Regions from separate parts of the Mus musculus genome. Here region 2 is linked to region 1. The links are chromatin loops, found by intact Hi-C in ENCODE. Cell type or tissue: heart. All regions are shown on one strand.

Region 1 (8,000 bases):
GTTTTCTTCTTGCAGCTTGTATGGCAGCAGTGACCACCCAACAGGCTGCTGCATGAGGGGCAATCCATCACCTATAGCCCACAGCATGGACAGTGGCTGCTGGTAAGTGTCTTGCTTGGCCCTTCCTGGCTCTGCAACATGGACAAGTCTTTTGCCACCTGAGAGCCCCAATTGTGGGGACAGAGTTTTCCAGAGCATGATGCTGAGAAGACACAAAGGAACTGATGGTGTGCTCAGGGAACAGGTGCTGTGTCCCTGGACTTCAGGTTGTCTGGTGCCTTAACTGGAGTCGGACCCTGAGCACTGGCTGATTGAGGCACTCCTCGTCCCTTGGGCTGATGTTTCCTGCTGCCCTGTGGCATGGGTCCCTGGGAATCTCTTAGGACCTGATGTTCATTCGGAGGAACGCCCCTGAGTAGACATCTGCAAGCGTGCGGTGGTAGGAGAGTGTAGAGGGGAGTGAGGTGTGAGGCCCACTCTTTTTTCCTGTTAATAGCGCGTGCAAAAGCCTCTTCTCCATCGGATTCAATTTATTCCCATCTGGGCCCTGCTGTCTCCATCAATTCAGCTAATAAAGAGAGGTGGACGTCTGTGACCCAGGCCACTGCAGAGGCCTCTTCCAAGCTAATTAACCGGCCCGAACAATCCCTTTTAATATCTCTGTACTTAATGCCTTAAAAGGGAAGACTGAACTGGGGGAGGGGGAGGGGCTGGGTGGGATGTAGAGAGGCTGCAGCAGCTGGCTAAAGAAAATATGAGGGCAGGTCTCTATCCTGAGGGAAATTCTGCTTTGTGACAGGTGGACAGATCCGGGATCACCAGGGGATAGATTGTACCCTGGCTGGGGTAGTCTCTATCTTGGATTGGTCTTGATGGAGTATCTAGCTCCTTCTCTTGAGCCAGCCTCAGCCCAGGCTGGGAGCAGGGCGCAGCCTGGGGATGGGGGAGGGGAGAGGTGTGGAGCTGTCCACCCAGCCGTGCTGAAAATGCTGATATTGCAGTCTCCAGGGGCATCAGTCACTAGCTAACCCTGCAGTTTCTGACCCTCTGCATGTTTTGAACTTTCAAACGTGCCCTTTACCTTCCCGAGAACCTTTCCCAAGCCCGGCAGTGCACCTCCTGGTGGCCTTGGAGCATAAGAAGGGAGGGTACTGTAGCTATTCCCTGTTCCCTGGAGAGAATGGTCTTCTGCAAACAAGACCTTGGGAAGACAAGGCTGTAATTACAGCAATCATTTCCAGGCTGATGGCAGGTGTGGGAGGAGATGAGGGGAGGGAGCTCACTGCAGGTTGGGTGGGGTCAGCACACAGGCCATTAGGACCAGGCTGGCCATTCACACAACAAGGTTCAGATGGCTAGACCTGCCCTTACACACCCACATACTACTCATGGCCTGAAGAGTAATGGGGACCAGACAGATGGGATCCAGCTCCTGGGTGGGGGCTGCTGGCCCACTTGTTGTGTAAGATATCTCCTTATTATCTGGGAATTCTGGGACATGCAGGATTTCAGGCCAAGCTTCAGCCCGCCCCTCCCTAGCTCTGTGGCTGTTGGCTTATCCCTCGGAGCATGCTTCTCTATTAGTTTTATACCCCGAGTTTCTCAGGGTGAGTGAGGTGCCAGGCTCAGAGCAGAGGCTCCATAGATATAAAAACGAGTCTTTACAACCCTAACTCGTATGTGGGTTGTTTTGTTTTGTTTTGTTTTGTATGAGAATGTCTCCTATAGATTCATGTACTTGAATGCTTGGTTCCCAGTTGGTGGAACTGTTTGAAAGGGATTGGGAGGTGTGGCTTTTTGGAGATGTGTCAGCTACTCCAGTGCCACATCTCACATCTGCCTGCTTGCTCCTATGTGCCCTACCATGGACTCATCCTTTAAAACTATAAGCCAACACCTAATAAACGCTCCTTCTATAAGTTGCCATGGTCATGGTGTCTTATCACAGCAGTAGAAGGGTAACTAAGACACTCATATGATTCACTAAAACTAAAAAAAAAAAAAAAATAATGTATACTATGCCCACATAAAACCGCTAAATTTCTTACCATTGGAGGACTTGTGAGCTCCTGACTACCCTTCATGCTCACTTTCCCCATCTTTCATTGGAGTGCCTTAACTCTTGCTGCTATGGAAACAACCTAATGCCAATGGGCTCTGCTCTCTCCTGTACTCACACAACCCTTGCCCCTCGTCGAAGGCAGAAAACCCTTCCCCCCCCCTTTTCTTAGTTCTCCCCATCTCTATGGATCTTTACCATCATTTCTTGCTCTTTGAGTTCTAATCACACAAAGGAAGCAATCAACCTCGTTTGGGGCTATGTGCAGCATGGGTCAGCCACCCTGCAGAAATCATGAGGAGCAAGAGACTATGTGTCAACAATTTTTGGAAAAGAGGTCTTTTCTGGGCAGAGGTCAGGTAGGGTGGATGAGTGGGGGTGTGTGAAGACAAGGAACAGCGTCATTCAAGGGGGATTAGGGTATTTATTGGGTGAAAGCCGGAGGCAATGGAAGGAACAGGTTTCCATGTGGAAGCTGTGCCTTAGCAATTGCTGATTAGACAGATGGACTGAGATAAGGAGAGCGTTCTTTCTTAGTCATATTCTTTGATACCAGGAGCTTTACTATCGCCAGAGAGAAGAAGGCTCTCTTCAGTGTAGCCAGAGTTTAGAAACAACACACAGGGCCACAGCTTTCCTACATAGACCACCTCATCTACACTCTTACACCCAGCACTTCCTCCACTGGGTTCCTGGATTCCCACCACCTGAATAACCCAGTGTCCGAAATCATCAGGCAGAGATGGCCCCTGTTCTACTAGCCCCTTGCCCATCCCTGCTCATCCCCTCCCTGTCCTTTCTGCAGGTGCCACAGCCCTGCATATCCACATGCCCCACCCCCTACCTACCTGGTGCAGCCCTGTCCTTCTTTTGTGGCCCTAATGCTGTGAAGGAAAAGTGGGGCACGGCCATCTTTCCTTCAGTGGCAGTCCTCTGACCTGTGGCTCTCACCACACCTGAATAATAATGACAGCATATCGTGAAATGCTCACAGTTTTGAAGACACCCGAGGGTGCTTGTCAACCTCCTTCCTTGCCAGCCAGCCACCTCCTGTGGTTAGAGGAAGAAAGGCAGAGGAAGCCCACGCTGGGGTAGCAGTGACAGTCCACACCTCCCCTCCTGCTGGTACCTCCCCATTTCTTCTGGAAGGAGAGTGTTCCTATAGCAACCCAGTGAATAACAAACAGTAGCCACTCCTTTTCTCCAACAGGTGGATCCAGCTAGAATGGATGATGGATAAACAAGGGATGAAGAGGTTTGCTTTAGCCATAGCTACATCTGAAAGCAATCCAGGAAAAAAAAAAAATCACACGTGCTCAACTTTCTCCTAGCTCCTTACAGTGACTACTGGCTTTCTCTCAGGAATCTGTCTTATTGTTTGCTTGATGGACATTTCTGTTTCTCCTATGATACTCCCACACATATGCTCTTAGGTGCCAGTGTGGGCAGTCCTGGGTGATCTTTCCCTACCCCCCACGTAGAGCTGTGTACAGTCCTGCATCATCTTTCTCTACCCCCACATAGAGCCATGTACAGTTCCAAGTGATCTTTCTCTCCCCCCACGTAGAGCTCAATGGTCTCCTGGCTGATGATTTAACACTTGAGTGCTGTCATCAGGGGAGCTTGGTGGGCTCTGCTCCAGCTGCTGGGCACAGCTGCCTGGCTGGAGTTTCAGGGCCAGGTCTGACATGCCATGAGTGGCTTGCCAGATCCCAAGGAGGGCAGCCGAGGGCACAGCCAAGCCAGCAGGCCAGGCACCTCGGGTGGCGGGCAGCCAGGCCAGGCCAGAGCCGTTCCAGGCAGCCCACGGCCAGCTGCTTGTGGTTATATTTAGCCAGGGACAGCAGGACGCTGGGGCTCCCCAGGCCAAGGGACCATACGCTGCCTAAGTGGTCCTTGGCATTGGACATGTGAGATTGTTTTCCATTTTGAGGACATTATTTTAAAATGTTTCCATGAGGGGAAAGGGAAGAAGGGAAAGAAAGCTGATCTGGAAGAAGAGGTCTAAAAGAAATGCAGCAGCAACAACCGCAAATCCTTGTTTGCATTCCGACGGTTGCTGCCGCTGCTGAACTAACTCCAAAGAGATCACTGGAGACATCTGGGAATTCGCACACAGGCTGAGAATTAAACGATATTAAAGAATTATTAATTCTGTTGAGCGTGATGATACTGAGATTAGATGTCTTAAACTCCTTATCTGCCAGAGACACAAATTGAAATATTTATGATAAAATGGTCCGATGACGTATGAGGCTCACTTGCCACACGGATCGTGTGTACGGGAGTGTTGGGGGTGGAGGCACACCGGCTGTGGATGCTGCCTCCAAGCTGCGGCTGGCACACATTCGTTATTCCTGTCTCTCTACTTTTGTGTGGAGTTGACATTTTCCGTAATCAATGCTAAAAAGTGCTTCCACCCGTATATTCTCGCCTGAGGCTTTTTCTCCCTGCGTCCTTTTTGCCTTGCTTGCTCAGAGAGAATTCCCAGGGGTGGAATTACTGGAGCTGGGAGTTTCATGATTTCCTCCCCCACTCTGGACATGTGCTGGCAGGTCGGGCATCCACAGGACGATGAGGACTCTGTGCTGATCCTGGGGCACCCAGGGTCCCTGCACAGCAACAGAGCTGACACCCACTCAATTCTTCACACCATGAGGTCACTCAATATAAAACTGACATGGCATTCGGCACTTGACCCCCAGCTCCGGATGAAGGGTGAGGGCAGGGCACGTTCACTAGGCCCTAAGACCCTACAGGAGCTTTGGTTTGGAAAATGCTTCATGACCCACTGGTGACCCTTGTCTTTCCTGATGCAAATCTGTGTATTGTCCTGCTAGTTTTCAGTTTTTATATTCTTTTAATTTGCATATGGACTCTGGAAAGATGGCTTAGTGGGCAAAGTGCTTCCTATGGAAGTATAAGGACTGAAACCTGAGTCCCCAGAACCCACATCTATGCTGGGTGTTTCTTGGAAGCTGCCATAACCCTAGGCTCCAGTGGCAGAGATAGAGGATGCCCTGGGCAAGCTGCTAGCTAGACTAACTAAACCAGCAAGCTCTGGGTTCAGTGAGAGGCTCTGTCTTAGTAAATAAAGTGGAGGAAAACATCCTACACCAGCCTCTGGTTCACACACACACACACACACACACACACACACACACACTTGAAAAAAATAGCATGCAGTCAGGAAGCTCTATTTTTACAGCCTTACCTTTCCATCATCTCTGTCTTTTCAGTTTTGAGATGGGCATTTGTGCTTCCAAATATGGACACTGACACCAACTGTGCCTCGGGTAATTGAGTCTACAGTGCAAGGTAGCCATTCCTAGTCCTGTCCCTTCCCCTTCCCCAAATTGATCTCTAGTGAGCTCAGCATCACGGAGCAAGTGCTTTCTGTACTTAACTCTTGACCACGAGTGATTCACTCTCCACATCCAGCAGGCTGAGTCTTTCCCTGCAGCCTCGGCTCTTTGTGTGAGCACACATAACTTTAGTCCCAGCTACAGAAGCCTGTGCCCCACATCTGACCATCCTAGCTTCAGGTATCACCTCTCTTACCACCTTTCAGGCTAATGATGTCTCTCTCTACCTTCCCCACAATGCCCTGGACCTACAGAGATGGAGAGAGGAGACAAGGGCTTGAATTCAAATTTTCCGTGAACTGTGGGAAAATCCCTGGCCCTCTCCGAGGAGCAAGCAAGGTGCGACTTGTCAATGGGCTAACAAGTGCAAACACATTCACTTTAGAATTTTTAAAGTACCCCCATGTGGGTAACAGAGGCTGCAAATTGGTAGGTATTGGGGATGGGTCAGAATACCTCCCCAAGAGAGGGTGGATGTCATCGTTCTTTCGAGGACACTAGAAGGGGTAATTTGCAGGGCTGGGGAGTCAGTGGCAGCTCAGGTGAAGAGCACTGAGAGACCTCATCTTCACATAAGCTATAGCTGCTCCTAGCCCTGTTTCCATGGTTACTGCCTAGGGATGAGATCAACCTCCACAGGCAGGAACACCAGGCACTCTGCCAAGGAGACTCTAGCGTGTGGCCAGCATGGCTGGCCACAGGGCAAGATGAAGCCTGCTGATATCTCCCTTAGACAGCAAAGATGGGGCCACAGAATATAGGTGGCCATCACAGAGCTGAGCCAGAGAAGCATGAAACCAGGGTCTCTTGTCTAGCCAGGACCATGTGACACGTCAGTGTTGACAAAGCAGACTTGGAAGGAACGTCAGGTAGTTAGGAATGACCACACCCAGGACTGCCCATGTTGGGTCCTCACCTCGGAGCTGACTGTCCCGCATCACAGAGTCCTTTGGAGTCCCAGCTGCTTGTCAGCCATGCAGCCCAAGGAGTGGCAGCTGTGGTCCAGAGAGGACATGACACATTCCTGAAGTCCTGGCCCCTCAACGCCAAAGCACAGAGCCTGGATCCCATTAGCATGGACCCCATTGGCCACACTGATGTCACCCCAGGACGATGCACGAAGAGAGAGGGTTCTGGGGCTACAAGAAGCAGGGCAGCTAGGGCATGAGAATCAAAGAGGGAAATGTGTGCTTTCTGCTTTTCTGTAGGAGATGACGGAGAATTGAAGTCTGATGGCCGCTTGCTGAGATGTTTGCAGGAGGGGACAAGGTTCTTCTAAATCCTAGTTTAGAGCTGGGGTGTAGGAGGTATGGGTTTGCTGGAAAGCATGGCCTTGGAGAGAGGAAGGACAAAGGAGGAGGATGTTGATGGTGAGTGGCATGGAGAGACAGGCAGGGCTGGGGTGAGGCCTGAGGAAGTGCACTGGGTGGTTCTGTAAAAAGGCATACACAGTGTGCTCCCATTAGCCTTTGGGAGTGGCAAAGAAACCTGTCCCTTCCTCTCCATCTGATCTTGGCTGGTCCCTCGGGTCTCTTTCTAGCAGTACTGATCTGAGCCTTGACCCTGTGTGTCTTGTCTCTGGCCTTCCGGCTCTCACTGGTCCTTTAGGCTTCAGCCCCTCCCCTGTCAAACAGCCTGAGCTTGTACTTGCTGGGCTTTTCTTTGTCTTGGCGGTGCTATCCCGCCGCCTCGTCTGCATCTCTCCATTGGTAAACCACCTCTCAGTGGGCAGGAACGTGTTACAGTCTCACAAACAAGGTCCTAGTCCCTAGAGCATGTCTGTCATGCTGGAAGTACTTCACCTTTAGTCACCTTTGGTCGCCTTTAGTCCCAGTTGCTCCACTGCCCCTGGTGTGGAGTGAGTATTGCTTCAGTTTTGTTGTTTGGCTGGTTGGTTTTTGTTTTGTTTTTTTTTTCGTTTTCTCCCCCCCCCCCCCCCTCAGTGGGAAAGATACCTCAGTCCAAAGTGACCCAGGGAAGCATAAGCCACGGCTGCCACAAGGACCGTGGGCCGGTTCTTTAGTTTCCAGTCTGGCTGACCTTATGCTGATGCTTGTCCAGGCCGTGAACGTGCAGCTGACCCTGCGCCAGCGTGGTTCTTCTACAAGGCAGCCGTCCCGCTAACTGCTGGGGCGGGCAGAGAGACCTGAGCCTGGAGGCTTCTCTGCGGGGGCTGATGTGTGAGGGATTTATGGGTCGTGGTTAGAAATGAAAAGCAATTCAATTCAATCCCAGGGCGGTGAGAGCTTCCCAGAGCTTCGCTAAGTGGGTCTGGAGCAGCGATCAGCGTTGCGAATCTATTAGCCCACACTCGGCATCTGAGTCACGGGGGAAGAGCCAGGAAGCGGCAGCGCCCAGCGGGCTGCACGTCAATTATGCTCCTCTCTGTTTAATTAAGCCATAAAACACACCCGTGTCTGGAAAGGGGCTGGACACCAGGGCTGCGACCTCTGCTGCCAGTATCACACAACCATAGTCTGGGAGGACACTGAGGAGCCACACTCTCCTGCCTGCCTGGGACTCGGTGCCCCTGATGGAGGCACTGTCTCCGTCCCTCTGATGGCCAAAAAGGCCAA
Region 2 (8,000 bases), 160 kb after region 1:
ACTCCCTCAGGGCCTGTCTTTGCTAGGATATCAAGAAGGCTCTGGTTCTAGTTTGATTCTTTGTTGCTGTGTGCCTTACTTCTCTACTGCTGTCAAGAGACACTATGACCAAAGCAACTTATAGAAGAAAGCATTTCACCGGGGGGCTTGCTTAAGTTCAGAGGGCAAGTCCATGATCATCATGTCAGGAATTATGGCAGCAGGCAGGCAGACACGGCATTGGGGAAGTAGCTGAGAGAGAGTTCATATCTAATCCACAAGCACGAGGCAGAGACAGACAATGGAAAATGGTTTGGCGTGGTGGCGCACGCCTTTAATCCCAGCACTTGGGAGGCAAAGGCAGGTGGATTTTTGAGTTTGAGGCCAGCCTGATCTACAAGGTGAGTTCCAGGACAGCCAGGGCTATACAGAGAAACCCTGTCTTGAAAGAAGAAGAAGAAGAAGAAGAAGAAGAAGAAGAAGAAGAAGAAGGAGGAGGAGGAGGAGGAGGAGGAGGAGGAGGAGGAGGAGGAGGAGGAGGAGGAGGAGGAGGAGGAGAAGGAGGAGGAGGAGGAGGAGGAGGAGGAGGAGGAGGAGGAGGAGGAGGAGGAGGAGGAGAAGGAGAAGGAGAAGGAGAAGGAGAAGGAGAAGGAGAAGGAGAAGGAGAAGGAGAAGGAGAAGGAGAAGAAGAAGAAGAAGAAGAAGAAGAAGAAGAAGAAGAAGAAGAAGAAGAAGAAGAAGAAGAAGAAGAAGAAGAGAAGAAAGAAAGGGAAAGAAAAGAAAAGGAAAGAAAAGAAAAGAAAAGGAAAGAAAAGGAAAGGAAAGGAAAGGAAAGGAAAGGAAAGGAAAGGAAAGGAAAGGAAAGGAAAGGAAAGGAAAGGAAAGGAAAGGAAAGGAAAGGAAAGGAAAGGAAAGAAAATGGTTTGGCTGCAACCTCAAGGCTCATCCCAAGTGGCACACCATCTCCAACAAGGCCACTCCTTCTAATCCTTCCCAAACAGTTCAATCAACTTCAGAGCATTCAAATATGTGTGCCTGTATTGGTCAGGTTTCTCTAGAACTTATGGAATGTCTCTCTATATTAAGGAAATTCACTGAAATGACTTACAGTCTGCAGTCCAACTGACCCAACAATGGACAGCTGTGAATAGCATCTAAGGGTCTAGTGGTTGCTCAGACCCACGAGGCTGGGTGTTTCAGCTGGTCATTTGAATAAGTAGTCTCCAACAGATGTGCTGGCAAGTAAGTTGCAAGCAGGTGAAGAAGAGTGAGTCTTCCTTCTTCTAATGTCCTTGTATAGGCCTCCAGCAGAAGGTATGGCCCAGATTAAATGTGTGTGCCACCACGCCTGGACCTAAGCTGATTTTACTTGGAACTTGCTCTGTCCGAGGAAGGCCTTGAACTCAGAGATCTGCTTGCCTCTGTCTCCTGGGATTAAAGGCATGTACCACTTTGCCTGGGCCTAAGTTTTTTTCATGGCCACTGTGCCTTAAGATCTGGGGTCAAAAGCTTTTGTCTTCCAGCCTCAAGATCTGGGTCACAGGTGTGCCCTCCATTTCTGGATTGTAGTTCATTCCAGATGTAGTCAAGTTGACAATCGGGAATCACCATCGCAGGGTCTATGAGGACATTGCATTCAAACACCACACTGAGATAAACACTGACCAGAAGGAACTTGAGGAGGAAAGGGTTTATTTAAGCTTATAGGTTACTATAGTTTATCATCAAAGAAAACCCAGCAGGAACTTAGAGTCAAGAACTGAAGCAGAGACCACGGAAGAACTCGCTCAGTCTTTCTTACACAACTCAGGACCACCTGCCCAGGGGTAGCACTTCCCACAGTGGACTGGGCCCTCCCACATTAATCATTAATCAAGAAAATGGCCCCACTGATGGCCTCACCTATAAGCCAATCTGATGGAGGCAATTCCTCAACTGAGATTCCCTTGTTCCAGGTATGCCTAGGTTTGTGTCAAGTTGACAAAGACTATATGACCCTGGAGCTGGTCTCCCTGCTGCTGACTGCTCCAGTGGCCACAGAGCAGGACCAGGTGAATGGAAAGACACAGCGGGTGCCTTGGGAATGGAACACAGAGCCTCCCAGCACCTGGCATGTTAACAGTTACATTAGTCACTTTCTTCAGAGCTGTGAGAAAAGGCCTCACAAAATTCACTTTAGGAATGAGGGCTTATTTTGACTCACAGTTGGAAGATATGGCCCACATGGTGGGGAAGGTATGGTGGCCAGAGTGTGAGGCAGTTGGTCACGCTGTGTCCACAGCCAGGAAACAGAGTGAGGGACGCGGTTGCTCAGCTAATTTTCCTCTTTTTATTCAGTGCTGGACCTCGGATCATAGGGTCCCCGGAGCCCCATATTTGAGATATATCTTTTGACTTCAATTAACCCAAGCTGGACACTTCCTTCCACATAGATATGTGCAAAGGCCCATCTCTTAGGTGATTCTAGATCCCATTAGGCTGACAATCGATATAACCCATCATGCCTGCCAATCAGAAAGTCCCGAGATGCCTCAGTACCCAAGTTTCTGTGATGTCTCCAGTCTTTGACCTCAAGGCTGGACTCACCTCCCAGAGGTTACACAGCTAGGAATTTCACCTGTGCTTGGCTCTCTGATGATGGCTGCTTTCCTGAAGCCTGGAAAGTGTCACCAGGAGGCACCTAGTTAGCATAACAAACACTCCTGTCACTCAAGAAAGTCCCAGGGTTTTTGAATGCAGAACTCAGAGAGAAAGACCAGGTGTGTTCTTCATTACACTACAACCGGACTTCTCCACCAGCAGCTCATTTATTTATCATTAGCAAGTTCTCATTGCCAGGTGTGATTTAGGCACTGGGAATACAGCAGTGAGCAGAGCCAGAAGGACCCTTGTTTTCAGAGAACTCCTGGTCTCACATGGGATGTTGGGAAGACAGAGGCCAAGCAAGAAACACAAATGCAAACATAAACATGCCATGGTGACGGCTGGAGAGACTAGACAAAGCATAGGAATCCTGGGAGGGAAATTCCTGTCTCAGCATCATTTAGAAACACCAGGAAACCTGGAGATGAGGTCGGTGTCAGGGGGAGGCGGTATGCTGCTTTCTGTAAGTGCCTTTATGATCAAACTGTCAAAATCAGGACAGTAAAATGACTCAGTGGGTAGCATAGCATGCTTGATCATCTGAGTTTGAACCCCACATCCCACAGTGGAAGGAGAAAACTGACTCCAGAGAGTTGGTGCCTGACCTCCACATACAGGCCATGGTACACTGAATGCCTCCCCTCCCCCATCTCTAGCAATAAATAAACATCATAGTAATGAGCTGTCAGATGGAAGGGCAGTGTATAAGTGTCCAACTCTGGATGGAGGACAGAGGGGACAAAGGGGACATTGTCACTCACTTGAGCACAAGGCAGCAATAGAAAAGCTTTGCCTGCCAGCGGCACACAGGTATTTATAGGTAACAGAGCCTCTGTAAAATGCCCTTATTACTAAACCGTTTTCAGACAGATGGTTCTGTTGTGAATCTGTGCCTCTCTAGGCTCTGTCTTGTCTTCATTCAGTGTGTCTGTGTGTGTGTGTGTGTGTGTGTGTGTGTGTGTGTGATCTCCGTAAAATCACATTATTTGAAATTGTACAATGGCAGTCTTCTGTTAATTTCTTTTTAATTTTGTTTTGTTTTGTTTCACTTGGCTAGAAATCCGAATAATTATTCTGATATATTTAAATAACCAGATCTCATCCAAGTAAACAGTGTCTACTAAACGCGCGGAAATAAATGTAGAGGGAGAAGAGGAACGGGAAGGGATGGGAAAGACGGGCTGGGTATGTGGTGGCTCTGTGGGAGGGCACCTGTCTAGCAGACAGGACCAGGGTTCCAGCCCTCAAGCACAGCTGAAGCAAAAGAAACAACAACCAAAAACACCACCAATTAGATAGATAGATAGATAGATAGATAGATAGATAGATAAGAAACAAAACAGTCAGCCGGGCGGTGGTGGCACACGCCTTTGATCCCAGCACTTGGGAGGCAGAGGCAGGCAGATTTCTGAGTTCGAGGCCAGCCTGGTCTACAGAATGAGTTCCAGAACAGCCAGGGCTACACAAAGAAACCCTGTCTCGAAAAAAAAAGAAAAGAAAAGAAAAGAAAAGAAAAGAAAGAAAGAAAGAAAGAGAGAAGGGGAGGGGAGGGGAGGGGAGGGGAGGGGAGGGGAGGGGAGAAGAGAAGAGAAGAGAAGAGAAGAGAAGAGAAGAGAAGAGAAGAGAAGAGAAGAGAAGAGAAGAGAAGAGAAACAGTGGAACGGAGCCATGGCTAGATTGCCATAACTGCCATGGTCTTTGTGCTACTGTAGCAGACAGAATACCACAGACTGGCAAGTTATAAGCAATGGAAGTTAAGTGAGTCTTCTTGCTATGTATTTTTCTAGAGGAAGGGGAAGTATAGTTTCCTAGTCCACTTTCCATCATGGCGACACACACCATGACCAAAAGCAACATGGGCAGGATAACTCCATTTTACAGTATCGCAGTCCATCATGAAGGAACAAGTGGAAGGCAGGAGGGGTTGGAAGAATGTCGCTTCCTGGCTGGTTCTCAGGTTCACGATCAGCTACTGTTCTTATAATCCAGGCCGTCTGCCTAGGTGTGATGTCCCCCACAGAGTCTCTCATGGAAGCTGGAGCTTGCCCTTTGGGCTAAATTGTCCAGCAAGTCCTCAAGATCCCCATCTCCCCAGGGCCAAGATTATGACTCAGTGTGCCTGGTTTTTATGTAGGCATTGGGAATGCAAACTCGGGTGTATATGCGTGCCCAACAAGCATTCTATCAAGTGAGCAAAGACGCAGCCTCTTATTAATTATATTTTAGATTCATTTCTTTGTTGGTATGTGAATTAGTGTTTGCCAGCATGTATGTCTGTGTACCACATGTGTTCCATGCCAAGGAGGTCAGAAGAGGGTGTCAGACTGCCTGGGCCTGGAGTAACTGATAGTTAGGAGTCACCACGTGAGAGCTGGAAATCTGCACCCTGCTCCTCAACAGTGCTTTCAACTGCGGAGCCGTCTCTCCAGCCCCTAGATGATTACATTTTAAACAGACTTTAGGGCTTACAGTCTCCTGGCCAAGGGCTTTTTGTTCTCACTCAGGAGTAATCCAAGAGAGAAACAAGATAACAGCAGACAGCAAAAAAGCCAGGAAGAAAGGTTCATTTCCCAGAATGGGAACTTTGGAGATTTCAGTATGCTAACTCTTCCTCCATTGTCAGTGTCTGTTTCAAACTGAACAGAAAGGTTTCAAAAGTGCACAGATGAGGACGAGGGGAGGGGCCACCAGAGAGTCATGGGATGAAGGGGGTGGGGCAACACGGCAGAACCCCCACCTCTACAACAACTGCGCAGATCAATGGGAAGAATTCAGGGTTTAGAAATTGACCCTCCGATGTCATAAAAATGTATCTGATATCACTGGAATTGAGCAGTAGGACAAACAGGCAGAGAGGCCAAGACCAGGAGGACCACATGGTTCAGCCAAACCAGTGTGGTGAGAACATTTCAGAAAACTAGCACACCCTCACCATCCACCCTTCCGTATCACTTGAGTATCACCCAGACCATTATGGACTCTGTGATGATGGCTCTCTCTGCTGTCTTGCAGGCAGAATGGTGACAGATACACCCAGCTGTCAGACCTCTGGGCTGCTGCTGCTGCTGCCTCCCAAGGGCCACAGCCACTGGAGTTTCTCCTATCAGACTCTCTCACCCCGGAATTCTTCAGCCTCACTGAAGAAGTCACACCCTGGTGCTTCCTCACCCCACCTGGCCTTCTGATATCACACTGGCCACTGGCCATTGGCCACATGAGCAGGGGGCCAAAAAGTCAGCATCCTTCCTCCCGCTACTCCTGGCAGGCCCGGAATCTCACTGGTCCAGCTGGTAGCAGAGGTGATGCTGACTACACTGAACTAGAAACAATCAAAGCCTCCAGCCACTTGGAGCCACACACACTGTGTCAACCCAAAGTATCCTCTCCGTGAAGCAATCAAGCAGTCTCTAATACAGGGTCTGCTCCCTGAGAGCATCCCTGATTTAAACTCCTTCTCCTCCTGGGTCTCATTCAGCACTCCCCAGGGGAACAAGGAGCAGGTGACGTATTCTTTGCTTGGGACAATGGTTATTTTCTATTTTCTAGAATATTCTAGGTGCTTTGGGCTGGCCCATCCCCCACCATCTTCACCATCCCCACCATCCCCCGACACCCCCAGCCTAAGGCAGTGCAGCCTCCAGAGAACTCTGTGCCTATCAAAAACCAATTACTGTCCCTCATACTCATCAATATGGAGTGAGCTTAAGAGCTGCATAAATGGTTGTTACCACTTTTATTGCTTCCCATATAAACTAACGTGCCTTTAAAATACCTGGAGACCACCTTGCAGTCAGCAGAGGGCAGGGGCCAGGAGTCTGTATTTTAACAGCTCTGAGCAGATGCTGCCCCTCACCTAGGACCAGAGTTTGCCTCCCTCATAGGAGTCCTCACAGCGTCATCCCCAGATGCTGTCATACTTTGGAGTCACCTGGGAAATATAAATTGTGGGAAATCTGGATCCAGCAGGGTTGACTGTCATGTGGTATGGCACAGCACAGGAAGTTTCAGAAGTCCCAAGGAGACTCTGCCACAGGGCAGGTGAGTCCCAAGATGGGGGTGTGTCCTTTGGGCCCCACTCAGTGCAAGAAATCCCACCACTGGAGGAAAGCTGCCTGGAGTCACAGCTCTGGCTATGTGCAGACTTCATGGCTGAGAGGCGTGGCTTCCTTGCTCCCTCCCTCCCCTTCTTCCCCTCCCTTTCCTACCCCTTCTGTCTTTTCCCCCTTCTCTCCTTTCCCCCATTCCTTCCTTCCTTCCTTCCTTCCTTTATTTCTTTCTCTCTCCCTCCCTCCCTTCCTTCATTTGCTTTTCTCCCCTCCTCAACCACCCCCTTTCCCTCCTTCCCTCCTGCCTGCTCTCCCTTCTTCTCCTCCGCTTTAACCACAGCCAGCACTACTACCAGAGTCTTAGCCAACAACAGGCACAACCACAGTGGACAAAAGATTTGCTCTCCTGGTGATGCTATAGCCATCTTAGTGTGCATACATCCACTCTGATGTTCACATGATAGCGGAGTCATGCAGGGAGACATTTCTCGGAGTGCAGCCTCGTCATTAAGTGATGTACAATTAACGATGGTATAATCAGAAAACAATATCCAATATCAACTCAAAACCATCGAAGGAGAGAAAGGGAGTGAGTGCTCTGGTGGCTGCAAGGCTTGGGAGAAGCCTGAGTTACAAAGCAGGTGTGGAGGAGCAGGGGGCCTGACCAGGGATGTCTGCAGGGCATCAAGGACAGCCAGGATGCATCAGAACGGAGCAGAGTGAAGCTGGCCTGGCCTGGGCTTGTCCTGGTGCCTCATTGGGCACTGCCCCTGCTGTTCCCTCACTGTGCCCTTTGTTCCATTTAAGCCTGGTTGTCACAGACCACCTAGCTAATCCTGTCGCCTAGCTCTGAGCCAGTGAGGCTTGACAGGCTGTGGCTGACCTCAGCTTCTGGGTCACCTCCCTTGGCCTCCCAGCTGTATCTCCCAAGCTTAGGAGATTGTGTTCCCCTGGGAGTTTAAAACACAAATGATATTTATTTTCATTTCCTCATGCTTTCCTTTGCCTATTTACCCATCTGTTCATAACTAGTCTTATTTTATGCTCGGCACCGTGAGGACTCACAGACTTGACTAGCCCCTATGTGGTTAACCAAACACGTGAGTGTCCCTCCAAAATGTCTGTGCTGAAACTTCATCCTCAGTGAGAGGAGAGGGACATTGGAAGGGACAAGGATATGAAGGCTGAATCCTGTGAATGTCATTATAAAGAGCCCCCAAGGTAGGGCTGGAGAGATAGCTCAGTGGCTAAGAGCACTGGCTGCTCACCTCAGGTACCCAGGTTCAGTTCCCAGTAACCACATGGTAGCTCACAGCTGTCTGTAACTCCGGG

The links. A loop is a pair of places that touch in the nucleus more often than their neighbours do. Peaks named below come from ENCODE experiments on the same cell type or tissue, not always from the same donor. Only the 100,000 strongest peaks of a DNase experiment are listed, where the experiment ranks them.
Region 2: it touches region 1 in a loop (2.1-fold over the local background); 2 of 42 quality-filtered maps call a loop at or near these places.

Annotation. Positions count from the first base shown.
Region 1 is chr6:89,235,512-89,243,511 of GRCm38, reverse strand. No RefSeq gene overlaps it. Among named protein-coding and RNA genes, the nearest start is that of Gm839, 23 kb to the right of the region's middle. RefSeq lists an enhancer at 1-2,167. In heart, no CTCF peak of the experiment used is centred here; a DNase peak (open chromatin) is centred at 3,801; H3K4me3 peaks cover 404 bases; H3K27me3 peaks cover 1,055 bases.
Region 2 is chr6:89,071,441-89,079,440 of GRCm38, reverse strand. No RefSeq gene overlaps it. Among named protein-coding and RNA genes, the nearest start is that of 4933427D06Rik, 21 kb to the left of the region's middle. In heart, no CTCF peak of the experiment used is centred here; no DNase peak of the experiment used is centred here.